Linked DNA regions of Mus musculus: region 1 is linked to region 2. Evidence: chromatin loops called from intact Hi-C (ENCODE). Cell type or tissue: left cerebral cortex. All regions are shown on one strand.

The links. A loop is a pair of places that touch in the nucleus more often than their neighbours do. Peaks named below come from ENCODE experiments on the same cell type or tissue, not always from the same donor. Only the 100,000 strongest peaks of a DNase experiment are listed, where the experiment ranks them.
Region 1: it touches region 2 in a loop (4-fold over the local background); 7 of 42 quality-filtered maps call a loop at or near these places.

Annotation. Positions count from the first base shown.
Region 1 is chr16:44,238,682-44,246,681 of GRCm38, forward strand. Sidt1 (SID1 transmembrane family, member 1) reads right to left here. Exons shown (of 25, transcript NM_198034.3): 22 at 6,652-6,757; 23 at 6,454-6,564; 24 at 4,787-4,900; 25 at 1,499-3,018. The coding sequence ends at 2,956. Among named protein-coding and RNA genes, the nearest start is that of Usf3, 69 kb to the left of the region's middle. In left cerebral cortex, a CTCF peak has its summit at 4,113 (motif pointing right); DNase peaks (open chromatin) are centred at 338 and 4,125; H3K27ac peaks cover 381 bases.
Region 2 is chr16:44,342,732-44,350,731 of GRCm38, forward strand. It overlaps Spice1 (spindle and centriole associated protein 1), which reads left to right and starts at 4,670. Exons shown (of 18, transcript NM_144550.4): 1 at 4,670-4,775. In left cerebral cortex, a CTCF peak has its summit at 4,995; DNase peaks (open chromatin) are centred at 4,662 and 4,937; H3K4me3 peaks cover 1,417 bases; H3K27ac peaks cover 1,207 bases.

The DNA.
Region 1 (8,000 bases), 100 kb before region 2:
TTAACTGGGGTCACCCAGCCAGTAGGCTGACATTCACAGACTAAAGGCCTGACTCTGTGGTCTCTCTTAGGCTTGACTGTTGCTTTCACACACACACACACACACACACACACACACACACACACACACACACATACAAAAGTCTCTTAGCTGCTGCCTTTCCTCCCACAGTTTCAGACAGGGTGCCTGTCACTCAGAAGGAGAAACATTTGAGTATCACTTGATGTGCTGACACATGCATTCTGCAAACACACAGAACGTTCTGCAGGCTGCCCGGAGTTAGCAGGAAAGCAGCTGCAACTGTTTTCATCCCCAGTTGCTGGCTCAGGGATTGCCTTTAGTCATGGAAAGTCCCTTCCCCAGATAGACTCCAGTTTTCCACCGGCTCCTCTTGAACCAGGCTAAAATAAAACCAGGCGAATCTCCCAGGCATCCAGCGCGAACAGGTGCAGCTGCCGCCCCAGTGTTTGTCAGAGGTGGGAAGGTCTCGTATTTTACAGGCACAGCCTCGCTCCTCTGGCTGTTGCATCTCTGTTCCACTCCAACTGAGCAGCTCTCTTTACCTCTGCGAGTCCTCAGCCAAGACTGTCCACACTTCACAGTTAGCTTCGCCTCTGCTTTTAAGAGGCAAAGGGCAGAAACTTGATGGAGAGTTAGCACAGGCATGGAGGGAGGAGGGTGTGTGTGTGTGTGTGTGTGTGTGTGTGTGTGTGTGTGTGTGTGTTAGATCCTGAGGCTCCCATGGCCCTCCTCTAACCCAGCACTCACTCTAATGTCCCAGATGAAGCACACTGATGTCCAACCATAAGACCTGTGCAGTAGAAAGAACCAGCAACATGTGACTTAGAAGGTCTATTTTTAAAGGCAGGTTTGGTCTGGGGTTCTTTAGCCTGCTACAAAGAACAGAAATGAGCAGGACATGTGAATATTACAGCCCAGGACACCACAGAGCACTGGGACACAGAGGCACAGTCACCCTCCCTTCTTCCCTCCTCATGGGGCCCTTTCTGTTTTCCTGTTTCCATTGCCTCTCTGCCCACAAACAAATTTCCAAGACAGATACGTGTGCCTTTATATTTATCTGCTCAGGCCACGGGACTGTGTGGATGGACGTTACTGTTCATATTTTCCTTAGTGGGTCCATTTAGGATGCCAAACCAGGAGGACTGCTTTGAAAGAATCAGCTCAAGGCAGCCATAAGCAACCAGATTTGAACGTTTTCTGTTTTGCTTTGAGACAGGGTCTCACTTTATAGACCAGATTAGCCTTGAACTTATAGACCCACCTGCCTCTGCCTGTGCTGGGATTAAGGGCATGAGCCACAAAACCTCACTTGTTTGGAACTTTTTTTTTTTAAAGATGTTTGACTAGGACAACCATCTAATTGATAGCCTTCATATGACCCATGGAGGCCAACAAGTTTTTGAAATAACGAAGAATAATAGAAAACAAATTGCGAACGAGAGAGCATTCTAGGAAGAAAGACGGCACAAAATTATTCATGGAAATTATCTTTGAATTTTTAAAACCAGGAGAAGCTTGCTGTTCAAACGTCCAAAACACATATTTGAACACAGATATTTGAAAGAAAGAATGATAGTTTTTCAAAAAGAGGCCTGCCCCATCCACTTCCTTACTAAATGCTCAAGAGAGCACAGGTGAGGAGTAACTTCGATTTCACAAGCAAGTAGGCATGTGTGCACACACTTATATGTCTATTTTCTGATGACATCATACTCCACACAACCAGGAAGCCTGATCAAAATGGGGCTTCTCCTCGAGTTTGCCAGGTGGCATGAGAGAAGAAAGCTCGAACATTGCGCTTTTTTGTTTTTTGTTTTTTCTTTTACATCCTCCTGGGAACAGAGAATGGGATCCTGTAAGAGGTGATTAGTCATGACCTCTGTGACTCATCCAGTTGTGGGGGGAGGGAGGAGCACGTGCCCATCCTGAGTTACTGCTGGGAACTTTGGGCAGATAGTCGGGAACCCTGATCTGCGTAAGTGACAGGTTCAGGTGTGGAGGACAGCAGGGTAATCCCGGGAAAAGGCTATAATGGGCATAGATTGAGCTGTGTGTCTGGGGACCACCAAGCACGGTTGCTTTTTTGCTCCAGGATCCAGAGTCACTGAGGTGAATGCTGCCTGTCTAATGCTCAGCCACTAAGCGCTGTCCATCACTTCCACTGCTGTGGAAAGCATTTTCTCCATCTGTGTCCATCTTGGAGCTGTTAGAAGTCTAGGGAGAAAGAGGGACCTTCTAAGAAGGCCGCATCAGAGTGCAGAGTCAGCATCCAACAGTGAGATGAAGACCTGAAGAAGCAGGTAATCACCCAGGCCTTGGATCCACAAACGTTCAGAAGTGTGCATGTCTACATCCCATCCCAGAGCATTCCCAGCCCTGCCAGGAATTCCGCATTCCTTCTGAAGAGGTGACTTAGCTTGACTTACTAGAATGTCTGTCTCCAGTTGGGTGGGGACTTGGTCCCACTTCTGCACCGTATTCTGAGGAGTTCGGTCCCCTAAGAGGCCGGGGAAGAATTCGATGGTGCTTTGGCCTTCTATAGCAGCAGGTGTCTCAGAGGTGTGGAAGTGGCCACACTGAAGGTTCTAGGTGGGAGGTCTGAGTAGCTGGTTTCTCTGGTCAATATCTATGAGGATGGGAGGGGCCAGGTGGAGAAGCTGGCCTGATGCAGCTTGTGTCTAGACTGAACTCTACGTTGCAAACAGAGGTTCTTGAGCCTCCAGACTATGTCTCTGTGCGCAACAGGGCATCCCTTCTACCATTCTTGAGGTTTAGTTCAGTCCCAAGCTCTTCCTGTGTGAATTCAGACACCCTTGACTCCCTCCAGGCAGGTGGAGCGTCTGGCAGTGGGCAAGCTGCTACACTCACCGTGTTTTCCACAAAACAGCACCAAGGTGGGTTGCTCCGTCTTCCCCCTGTGATGCTGGGTGCTCAGAAGACAGGGATCTGGTCTCTCCGGACCACATCCAGGTCATCATCCAGGGTCAACAGCACCTGGAGTGAGAGGGTTGGAGATGGGAAGAGAACATCCGTGAAAGGATCTTAAACAGGAAGAAGGCACATGAGATAGAACACAGTCTATTTCACAATTGTATCTGTGAAGGTTGGGAGCTCAGGCCAGAGGATGGTAAAATACTTGGGTAAGTGTCCTGGATGGTGACTAAGGGAAATGAAGTATAGCAATCGCTGTACAAGAAGAGAGGGAGGAAGAATTTTAGAATACAACCCACAGGATCAACTAAGCAGGGATCATAGGAGCTCCCAGAGGTTATCAACAATCACAGACAGACCCTGTACGGGTATGAGCTAGGTCTTCCATATATGGTTCTTCTTTTGTTGTTTTTTGTTTTCCGAGACAGGGTTTCTCTTTATAGCTCTGGCTGTGTCCTGGAACTCACTTTGTAGACCAGGCTGGCCTCGAACTCAGAAATCCGCCTGCCTCTGCCTCTCGAGCGCTGGGATTAAAGGCGTGCGCCACCACTGCGCCCGGCCCATATATGGTTCTTGTAGGGCCACTAACAAGGGTTTGGGTGTCTCTGACTCTTTTGTGTGCTTGGGACGCCTTTCCTCCTACTGTGTCACATAGTTCAGCCTTGATATGAAGGTTTGTGCCTATTTTTATGTAACTTATTATTCCTTGTCCAGGTAACATCCCTGGGAAGCATGCTCTTTTTTGGGGGGTGGGGGTGGGGATAGAGGAGGAGTGGATCTAGGGGAGGAGGAGGGAGGAAGGATGGACTGGGAGGAGTGGGGGAAGGGGAAACTGCAGTTGGGATGTAATTTATGTAAAGAAAAAATTAAAATAAAAAGGAAGTAAGGGAGAAGGGGAAGTAGGAGGTAGGGAGGGAAGGGGAAGGGAGGAAGAGGGAGAGGGAGAGGGAGAGGGAGAGGGAGAGGGAGAGGGAGAGGGAGAGGGAGAGGGAGAGGGAGAGGGAGAGGGAGAGGGAGAGGGAGAGGGAGAGGGAGAGGGAGAGAGCACTTCAATTCCCACCCTACACAGAACCACTAGCTCCATTTTGTTATCTTTTGTCCCCCTATGGGAAAAGTCCAAGGGTCAGAGAGATTGGCTGAACTTTCCACACTGGCCACTAGAGGGAAGCCATGCTCTGCTTTTGTGTGATTGCATGGTTGGCCTCAGAGGGCTTGAAGCCATCTTGCAGTGACAACCCAGTTATCACCCCAGCCTGTGTTCAGGCACCACAGACATTTAATTAGGGGGAGGGGGAGGACTAAATGCTGACGGTGGTCATCTTCTAGAAGCATGTCTACTCATGGATACTGGGAAGGGGCACAGCAAACTACAGGGACCCTAGATTTGGAACATGCTCATTAGGTGGCTTCTCTGGGAACTTAATCTTCACAAAATCCATAGTGAGACGACTGGAGGAAGGGAAGGAAGAGAGTCTATTATGAAAAGGAGGAAGTCCACGGATGAATTAGTGAGTGCCCTAAGTGGTTCCTGGGGGAATTCTGAGCATTTAAATCCAATAACCAACTCCATCCAAGGGCACTGTGCAACTTAAGGAAAAGAGTTTGGTCACTCTGTGTGTCCAAACATTGAAAAGTAGAGGAAAATGAAAGTTATGATATCACACAAGGTTACAGTAAAACAAAACAAAACAAAACAAAAAACCAAAACCACGAGATGGTGAGTGCATTGACTTGCAATGAAGAACTGCAGGAAATAACCAGAAGGAATAAAGGTTCGAGGAGCAGAAGGGAACTGTGAGACTTAAGACAGGGGGAGACCCAGCTGACTCACCAGGAATGAGAAAAACAGGGCAGTCGCAGAGAGGAAGTGCCAGATGTCATGGTCATCAAAGAAATCCAGCAGGACACACTCACGGTTCTTCTCCCGGGATTCTGCAGGGGTCCCCTGTGGGGAAAGTGCGACAGATATAGGCAAGAATCCCATGGTTTGAGTATTTCAGGGTTTGGTTTTGAGGAAGCTACAAAAATCCTACTAAGCGCCCAGAAAGTCAGCTTTCAAGGATTGTGCATACAGTAGCTCAAAGCAACGTTTATTATAACAATGTGTATAATAGTTCCAGAATGGAGATAACTCAAATGTCCATCAAGAGATGAACGGACTGGTTACACGTACTGTACTGTGTCCCGCAGGGCAAGACTTTTCAGTAATTAGAGGACATGTTGATGCAGGGCCACTCCATGGAGGACCTAGACACTGTTACACTGTACTCTGCATGGATAAAACCAGGCTCAGGGGCACATGGTATGTGGGTCTACCTCTGGGAGAGTGGTCCTCAACTTGTTAGTCAGGACTCCTTTGGGGCTGGGGGTGGGGTCATACATCAGATCTTTCATATCAGCTATGGATATCATAATTCATAACTAGCAAAATTACAGTTATGAAGAAGCAACAAGATAATTTTATGGTCAGGGCTCACCACATCATGAGGAACTGTGTTAAAAGGTCGCAGCATTAGGAAGCTTGGGGACCACTGCTTTAGGAAATGCCCAGACTGACCACTCTATAGCCATAGAAGGCGGGGTAATGGCTGGCAAGTGCTACTACTTCAAGAAGAAACAAAATGGCTGCTCACTAGTTTTCTTTCTGGGGTCATACAACTGTTCTAAAATCAGATGTGCTGATGCTGTGGTAGAGTTGAGACTTCACGCATGTGCTTCAGACACAGCACTGGTTTTATGAGACATCAGCTTTCCTGCCTACAAGACAGACATAGAACCCTGCCCTGCTCTGCCCTGCTCCACCCCTGCATTTGATGGATGACGACTATGATGAGAGAGACCGTGACAATATGGTAATCAAGTGTTAAATATCTTCTGCAAACAGACTGTAGGAGACAGTGAAGAAGATGTTTGTGGCATCTACAGGGCTTTCAAGTTGATGTAGCATGACCTCAGTAAGGTCACTTGCTGACTAAGTGTGCTCATTAAACCTTCTCTCTTCTGAAGAAGCTGTGAATTTAGATAATGGGGAAACATAAGAAGCAAAAGAGCAAGAGAGGGAGGAAGGTACAAAAGGCATGATGAAGCAAGAACTGCCGAGAGAGAGAGAGCGAGAGAGAGAGAGAGAGAGAGAGAGAGAGAGAGAGAGAGAGGAAGAAGAAGAAGAAGAAGAAGAAGAAGAAGAAGAAGAAGAAGAAGAAGAAGAAGAGAAGGAGGAGGAGGAGGAGAAAGAGGAAGAAGAAGAGGAGGAGAAAGAGGAAGAGGAGAAAGAGGAGAAAGAGGAGAAAGAGGAGAAAGGAAGAAGAGGAGGAAGAGGAAGTGGAGGAGAAGGAGGAGGAGGAAGAGGAAGTGGAGGGGAAGGAGGAGAAGAAGAGAGAGAGAAAGAAGGAGAAGGAGGAGGAGAAGGATAAGAAGACGAGAGGGAGACGGAGAGGGAGAAGAAGAGGGAGAGGAAGGGAGGAAGGGAGGAAGGGAGGAAGGAAGGAGCAGGGCTCTTACCTCCCAGCTGCTGAGGTTCTGGAAGAAGAAGTACAGTGCCGCAGCCCACACCACGGCAGTGGCCGCGATGCAGAAGACTGGTAGCGGGAGGACTTTCTCAGAGCTTCGAAGCTGTGGAGAGATGGAAACCACTGAAGCTGGAGCCTCAGCTGCCGGCAGGCCCCTGGTGCGGCCAGCTCCTCGCGCACGAGTGCTCACCTTCATGATGATGTAGAAAGCCAAGTACAGCAGCAGGTTGCAGATGAAGATGCCCAGCATGTAGGAGGCAAAGTCCCTGGGCCGGTAGATCAATCCAAAGAAGGCACTGTGGATGCGGATAGAGTGTTAGCAGAAGGTAAAAGGGGGTACCACGAGTGGATCCTTAACCACTGCTGGGGCGTTCACTGATAACACACTTTTAAATATAGGCCTGCATTGTTTCATGGCAGGGCTACATTCTGAGAAATGCACAGCAGGTGGGTGTGGTATTGTGTGAACATCTAGAATGCATTTACACAAGTCAAGATGGCCACCATGTTGTTTGGCCACATCATCTTTTAGGACCACCGTGTACACGTGGTCCTCTGGTAATTGAAATGTCTTTAGATGCTGAGTGACAATTATACAACTTAATGAATGATAAAACTTTTAATTTATTATATTCACTTCTAGTGGGTTCACAAAGTTCTTATAAGATGTGAAGAGCCATCTTTCCTTTCTGAGTAAAATTGTTTTCCCAGAATCCTTTAGTTTTTTTCATGAGTATAAACAGCACTGTTGGGGATAAGTGAACACTTGGGATAGACCACATTTGCTTACATTTAAGATTATTAGTTAGAGCTGTGAGATGGCTCAGTGGTTGAAAGCACTGACTGCTCTTCCAGAGGTCCCGAGTTCAAATCCCAGAAACTACATGATGGCTTACAACCATCTGTAATGGGATCCAGTGCCCTCTTCTGTTGTGTCTGAAGACAGCCACAGTGTACTCACATATAAAATAAATCCTTGGGAAAAAATTATGAGTTCATCAGACACGATTGCAGCAAGTATGATTACCCTAGTAATTGGCTTGACAGATGTTATGAGTTTACGCAACTGTCCATATTTAATTTAGCACCAATGTTTATTCTGTCTGAAGGTTAACTTTAAATTTGTTTTAAAATTCTATTCAGTATAACAAAATATTTGTAACCTGTCTTCTCCAAGACAGGGTTTCTCTGTGTATTCCTGGCTGACCTAAAACTTGCTCTATAGACCAGGCTGGCCTCTGCCTTCCAAGTGTTGAGATTAAAGGCCCATGTCACCATACCTGGTATGGCATGTAACTCTTCTTCATCTCCTTATTTAAAGGATTTTTTCCTGTTTAAAAATAATATACGTTTAAAACCCACAGTGTGATGGATCATGTATACTGGTAATCCTAGCACTTTGGAAGCTGAGGCAGGAGGACTGCCATAAGTTTGAGGCTATCCTGGGCTACACAGTAAGGGCCAGATATGTCAGGACTAGATAGCAAGACCCTGTCTCAAGAAAAGCGAACATAGCATAAAACAAAACAATTGTATCTT
Region 2 (8,000 bases):
CATGATGAGAACACACTGGGAAGTTTACGTTTTATAATACAGTTGACTATAGACAAGACTAGAGAATCTTCTAATGGTGAAAAAGTCTGCTTCTAGTCTTCCCTGAACTGGCCAAGCTCTTCCAAGCAAGAGAATAAAGCAAAAGAAGCAGCTGGTTTGACTGAACGTTCAAATGGTCAACAGCTTGTCCATAGATAACAACAGAATTGGACCAACAATTCCTGCAGCATCCTCCTCTTGATGGTTGGGATTTGATCACAACTGAGAGTTTCCGTATTGGTTTTCCTCCCAGAATTGATCAGAGATTCATATAACATATTTTAGTTTCAATCTTCACACTGTAAAAATCAGGAAGTATTAATAATGTTTATTCTTACAGTGATACTCAAGATTGTCTTCCTAGTTTAAGAATAAAACAATAGAGTAAAATCTTCCACAGCCAAAGTGGTAGAAATAATTGAAGACTTATCAGCTGACCTCTTTTGAGAATAAAAAGGTGTCATTGATTCAGAGATTGGCATAGCAAGAAACCCAACCACTGTCATTTGTGTTTGGTATAGACTCAAAGTCAGGTTAGGCTTGACAGCTGTAATCTGGTAAAGCACGTGTCTAGCAGAAGTAAGACACTGAATTTGATTTCCACAACAACAATAAAATCGTAAAAAAGTGTTTTAAAAGTAAAGAAAGAAAAGCTAGAGAGCAGAAAACGTTTATGGTGAAATAAAGACAAGGCTTTGGGGATTCTCTGGTTAGGTGTTGGCACTGGGGAGCTGAAGAGGGATTGAATGGATAGTGGGTGTCCTGTGGTTTGGGAGCATATTAGGACAAGCCAAAAAAAAAAAAGGTAAAAAAATAGCTTTCTTGAGGTACAAAAGGTACAAATGACATATGTCAATTTCCACAAGTTTAATGTTTTTAAAAACAACACCTGTTTTGCGTGCACGCACACACACACACACACACACACACACACACACACACAATCTGTGAAGCCACCAGGACAGGATCATATCCATCCTTTTCCAGAGATTCCTTCGTCCTCGTCTAACTGGCTCCGTCCTATCCCAAGAGCCCACTCACCTACTGCCACTCTTTATTGGTTTTCATTTTCCCCAAGTTTTATATAAATGGAACCATAGAATATATGTTATTTGGTTTCTTCCATTCAGCACAGTAACTATGATATACATAAAGGCTTCTGTAGCAATAGTTTGTTATTATTCCTGACTGTGCAGTGTTTCCGTGTGTAGATATGTAACAATGTGTTTTCCCATTTATCTGTTGATGAGTGTTTATCTGAGATAACAGCTTTTGGCTATTACAAACAAAGCTGCTGCAGGCTTGCATGTATAAGTCTTTGTAGGACCATATTTTCCTTCCTCTTTGATAAAGATCCAGAATTGGGATGACTGTATCACACAGTGGGCTCCAGACACCTTGAGATATCTTTATATATATGAAAATATAAGTCCTTAATTGAAATACTTGTATTAGTCTATGGGCTTTTTGACTTGTTAACAGGAAGTGTGAGAAAAAATTCAATTTTAATGAATTCCAGTTTATCTTATATTTATGGATTATGTTTGCCCAACCCACATAGGTTCTTCAATATTTTCTGCTTTTGTCCATTTGCACACGTGGAAGCTAGAGGTCAATGTCAAGCAAATTAATTCACAAATTTCAATGTTATATTTTGACACTGGACTCAATCCAACTAGACTGGCTAGCCGATGAACTCCAGGGTCCATGGGTCTTTGCCTCCCAGCACCAGGCTTATGGTCCAGTTTCTTTTGCCTTTACTTCTGTAAAAACACCCTGGTCAAAAGTAACACAGAGGAGGGAAAGGTTTACTTGGCTTAAAATTCCAGATTACAGTTCATCATTGGAGAACTCAAGGCAGGAATTCAGGGCAAGAACTTGAAGGCTGACATATTTGCTATTCCACACAGTAGAACCTCAGACCTTGGAACTCACTTGTCCAGCCAAAGGGCACAGCAGAAACAGAGAATACTGCAGGCTAGCTGGCTTATCCTCATCTATCCTTAAAAAAAAAAAAAAAAAAAAAAATACAGGGATGAACTGCCACCCAGAGTGGGCTGGGCTCTTCTACTTCAATCAAAAATCAAGGTAATTCCCCACAGACTGTCAAGAGGCTAATCTGATATAGGTGATTTCTAAACTGAGGCTCTCTTCTCAGGTTGGCATTTAAAATTAACCACCACAGATTACAAATGTACACCACCATGCCTGGCCTGGGGATGGAACCCGGGTTTTCCATTTTAGGCAGGAGGTACTTTTCAAGCTGAGCTATATCCCCAGTCCTGTATTCCTTTTTTGATTAATTTATTGAATGTGATCAGTATACTGTTTAGATCCATTATTTTGCATATGGAAATATAACTATTCCAGCAAGATTCTTTTTTTTTTTTTTTTTTTTTTTTTTTTTGGTTTTTCGAGACAGGGTTTCTCTGTATAGCCCTGGCTGTCCTGGAACTCACTTTGTAGACTAGGCCGGCCTCGAACTCAGAAATCTGCCTGCCTCTGCCTCCCGAGTGCTGGGATTAAAGGCGTGTGCCACCACGCCCAGCTAAGATTCATTTTTTAAAGCTACCATTTCTCCACTAAACTACCTTTATGAAACATTAGTTTTCTACACTTGTATGAGTTTACTTTGAGTTTTGCTTTACTTCATTGATATATTTGAATGACTGTTTTCTTAGTCAGGGTTTGTATTCCTGCATCATGGCCAAGAAGCAAGTTGGGGAGGAAAGGGTTTATTAAGCTCACACTTCCACATTGCTGTTCATCATCAAAGGAAGTTAGGACTGGATCAGGAAGCAGGAGCTGATGCAGAGGCCATGGAGAGATGCTACTGGCTTGCCTCCCCTGGCTAGCTCACCTTGCTTTCTTATAGAACCCAAGACTACCAGCCCAGGGATGGCACCACCCACAACGGGCCCTCCCACCCTTGATCACTAACTGAGAAAATGCCTTACAGCTGGATCTCATGGAGACATTTCCTCAAAGGAGGCTCCTTTCTCTGTGATAACTCCAGCTTGAGTCAAGTTGACACACAAACCCAGACAGTATAACTGTCGATCCATATCATGACATTATGATTGCTATAATCTTCATAATAAGTTTTAAAATCAGTCATGTTTAGAAATCAAATTTTGTTCTTTTGATTTTGGCTATTGTAGGTCTTTCACAAGAATTTCAGAATCAGTTTGCTAATTATTTTTCTAAAGAAAATGCATTTTAATAGGTATGAAATACATAAAATAAACAAGATATATATATATATATATATATATATATATATATATATATATATGGAAAAGAATAAAACAAGGAAGCAAGTGGAACAACATATATTATTGTCCTACTGTCTAGTTTGTTTCTAAAGAGAAATTGTTATATACCCTTTTTATGTTCTTGTGCACATATGTTTTTAGATTTTTTTTCTTTATCACTAGTTTTGATTGATTTGATTATTATGTACTTTGTAGTTTTCTTGTGTGTGTGCATGCGCACACATGTTTCATTGGGTTTTGGAAGTTGAAGGAAAAGATGAACTCTGTGGGTAAATATGTTGATAGAAGGCAGAAACAGTGATGGAAGCGGATTTAAGTTTTCTGAAATTAATTCAGTGTTAAAAACGAAATGAGAAGCAAGTCCATAGACTGGCATGAGGTTAGAGGAGATAAATAAGAAAGTATACTACTGTTATCTAGGGGAGTGAGAGAATTAACGGAGCAGAGACCTAACAGGATGCTCCATCAACTTTAGGTAGGGGCTTACCTAAAGTTGGGGGGCATGAGTCAGCATGGACAAGCACTTAGGAGAGCCAGTGCTGGTTACTTGGCAAGTGACTACAGCAAGTTGGAGAGGAAGGGGTGATGACGATTACATAGACAACACGTCCACATTGGATCAGAGTGGAAAGTCTCAGAAGGCAGTTCATTGCACCTGGATGACACTGAATATACACCTGTTGATCCGTGTGTAGCTTTCCCCTTAACAATTGAAGGTCAGGGGTTTCCAAGGAACTTATCAAGGGTAAGACATTCATTGTAAAGTCCTTAACATGATTTATGAAGTTATGCACATCCTGCCTCCACCCAAGCACAATCACCAAGTTTTCTCAACTTCTATTCCTCCATTGCAGTTTGACGTACATCCTTGCACAGGCAATTCCCTCTGTAGAAATGCTCTTTCTTTTTAAATAATCTACTCCTCCTTTCATTTCAGCTTTCCTGCGATATTGAAATATTCCCATAAGGTCACTATCTAGTTTGTACAGTTCCTTCTTAGCATGTATACAGTTTTCACCTTATACATTTCGGTCGTCAATAGCTTGCTGCTATGGGGTTGTAAACTTGCTGAGAGCAGGGTCAGTTTTAGTTCCCGGTGAACCTAGCGCGTTTGGCTCCACTGGGAGGTAGCAAGACATATTTCTAAGCAAACGATCAAAAGTTAAGGCAAGGAAGTGCGGTATGTGGAGGTTGGTGTGCAAGTTTCTTTTGGAGACTTCTAGAGGCTTATGACAGGCGCGCCATTTGGCCCTTTGGGTGAGAACTGCAGAGCCCCACGCCAGTACCGCCTCTGGGTCGCCTCGGAGGAGCTCGCCGGATGTACGCAAAGGCGTGGGGGCGGAGCTCTGGTAACCCAGGCAACGGCCCGGAAGCCACTTTCCGCGTTCCCCCGTGGCGGGCTCTGTGGTTCTGGAGGCTGAACTTTTAGTCGGGGCGGAGGCACAGTCGGCCAGCGGCAAGGCAGGTTGGGGTGAAGCGGGGGCATAGGGCGAGGAGAAGCGGCCGGCGTCTCCGCCTGGGTCTCGGCGCCCGGGTGGGCGTGCGCACCCCAGGGCCGGCCGCTCGCCTCGCAGAGCCTGAGAGTGCGGTTCCGGGGAGCGCCTGGATCCCCCGCGGGACAGCGGGCCCCGCGCACGCGCGCCGCGTTCCCGCACCCTGCTGGCGGGAGAAATCCCGAGGCCGGCGGGTGATGCAGTTGTTTACTGTCCCGCTAGGGAGTGGCAGAGTATCGGGTGTTGGGACAGGGCGCGTCCTTTAAGTTGAGCGTTTAGGTGAGGGTTTCTAAGGAAGGGGCCGTTTGAAAGTTTGGGACAGGCTTGAGCTTGGGAGTCAAAAATAGGAAATTGTTCCAGACAGTGCATGGCACTGCTTGTGAAGGTCACAGCTGGGTCTCAGTATGGGTGGGAGGGAAAACTGGGGCCGCACGAAGAGCAGCTCTTGAAGTTGGATTTTTCTCTACAGTGGGCTCCATTAAAATCTTACGAGGGAGTAAAACGTTGAGATCCCTGTATCCCTGTATCCGGGTAAGATTGATGGCAGGGACAGTGTTCTGGTTGTCCCCCAGTTTGTTTTCATACTAGTTAAGGTAAATCTGGTAGAATTCCACCATCCCTCCTTAAGAGCAGGCAAGGGCTTCCAGTGGTCTTTTGTATAGCCCTCAAATTGCAGGGGCCCTCAGTTAGCTTTTAGACTGTTATTGTTCAGACTGAAACAAATTCTGTAAATGTTCCACACACACACACACACACACACACACACACACACACACACACCCACTTGCAGAGAACATTTTCTTTCTGATTTTCTCCCCCCATCCCCCTTTCTTTTTTTGTTTTTTTCAAGACAGGGTTTCCCTGTGTAGCCCTGGCTGTCCTGGAGTTCACTCTGTCGACCAGGTTGTCCTCGAACTCAGAAATCTGCTTGCCCCAGCCTCCCAAGTGCTGAGATTTAAGGCTTGGGCCACCACTGCCCAGCATTCTGATTTTCTTTTATTTACTCTTTATTTTCAGCCCGACTTTGTGGAGGGAATTAAGGAGAGGAGGCAGCTTTTCTTCATGTGTATTGAAGATTAGGAACTTCCTTGACACAAAGAATTAACTTTCAGGCTTGCCTTTTGTAAGAAGTTGTTTAGTTATGATCTTTTGAGAAACGTACCTCTGAGAGGGCACAGGCTACTTCTCTGTTTTGTTTTATTTGGTGCCTAGCAAGCACGTTGAAAGTTACTTGATAACGTGGAGTGGATGGATGAATGGGAAGAAAACCTTACAGGAAAATTAATAACAGGCTGTTCAGAATTGTTCCTAGTAGAAATGGAAAAGAACGGACAGATGGGCGGGATATTTCAAGGAAGGATTTATAGATTGTGTTACATAGCAGACAAAGAGACAGTTAGGAACCAGAGGCGATGCTTACGCTTAAGCCAGAGCAACAAGAAGGATGGCAATTCTCTAAGTTTAGTAACTGAGTCAAACAGTTAGGTATCTAGATCTAGAGGATTGGGAGGGCTGTGCCAAACGAGCTGCATCTTACTATACTCTGAGGTGTATGGAAGGGCAGTGAATGCACAGCAAAGGACGCTTGATGTTTTAGGGACAGTTAGGAAACATTCATTAGAAACTGTCTAGTTATGGTCCTTTAGTTATGTGTCTGTGTGCCCGGTATAGGAATAGCTTTGCTGAGAGGTTTCTGAGAATCACTAAGGGGGCTGTTGGACCTCACGATGGTCCAGAAAGCAAGCTCAGTGGAAGTTGGCATATGACTAGACTCATTTGCAGTTTACTGCCATTGCTCACATCCAGTGCGTGGGGGTGTGGTAGGGTTCCCCAGTATTGGGTGAAGGGACACGTGTAAGAGGAGGACAGGACAGGGATAGACCGAGATGAGGGCCCTTGGCTACGTTTTCCAAGGAAAGAGTCCAGCGTAGTCTGAAGAGGAAAGAGTAGTGAAATAGCAGGAAAAAGGGTGTTGTGGAAGCCGCGGAAGAGGAAAGTGCCTGAGAAGTAAGGAAGGGTTTGCACTCTTAGCGTTAGGAAGCAGTTAACGTTCCTCATTTTCTCCACACTGGCCCCACTTCTGCAGGGTGCTGCGATTTATTGACTGCCCTTAAAATACCTCTAGTCTCTGTTATGCCTCAAACAAACAGTGCTCATTTCCCTCAGTTCCCCACAACTGCCTTTGAGAGGTAAACAGGCACATGGACCTTTAACCCCTTTTAGCTACTTGTAAGTTTTTGTATGCGTCAGATTCATGACTGTTTCCAGGGTTGAGGCTGGTAGAGTTTTAACTTATGAAAAAAAATGTAATATTTTAAATATAATTTGAAATAAAAATTCCCTCCCTTTTGAAGAGTTGCTTGTTTTTACCCAGCAAAGTTGATCCGTTGTTTGTGGTTTCCTAGCGTATACTTTATAGTCAGGACACTGAGTGTCAGTTCCTTCCTCTCCTCATTGTTATCTGTGTCACTGTGAGCAGTGTGATTCTGTCCTCATTTGAGAAAAGAGGTAAAAATTGTCACTGATGTCATCAACACTTAAATAGGACTTAGTATGTGTCAGGCAGGGGTTCCAAGCAGCTTACCTATTTAATTAGCTTCATTTTAGGGTTATCAACAGAGCGAATCCATAGACTTTGGTTCCAGGCTGTATTCTTAGCCACTGTGCTGTGCTATCTCTTAAGACAGTGTATGTCTCACGGAATTGTGGGATTAGTGCTAAGGCTCTTCATTATCAATGCATATATATTAACATCAGGTAGTTTATACATGCAGTTCTTGTTTTTTGCTTTTTTACATTTAACTTTTTCTCACAGGTGCATATGGTGTGTGTGTGTAGGTCAGAGGTTGATATTGGGTGTCTTGGTTGGTTCTTCTCTATCTTATAAACTGTAGTAGGGTACCTCCCTTGAATCTAGAACTTGCTAATTTGGCTAATGTAGCTAGCCAATTTAGGGATTGCCTATCTCTTCTCCTGAGCCCTGAGGTTACAGGGCTGCCCTGCCTCCTGGTTCTCATAGTTAATATACTCAAACTTCATTCACATTGTAGCATGTGTCAGTACTTTATATCTTATTGCCAAATAACATCCCAGTTGTATAGATATGTCACATATTTATGTAGTCATCAATTAATGGGCATTTTGAGATGTTTCCACTTTTGTCTATTAACTATAATATTATTGTGGACATTCA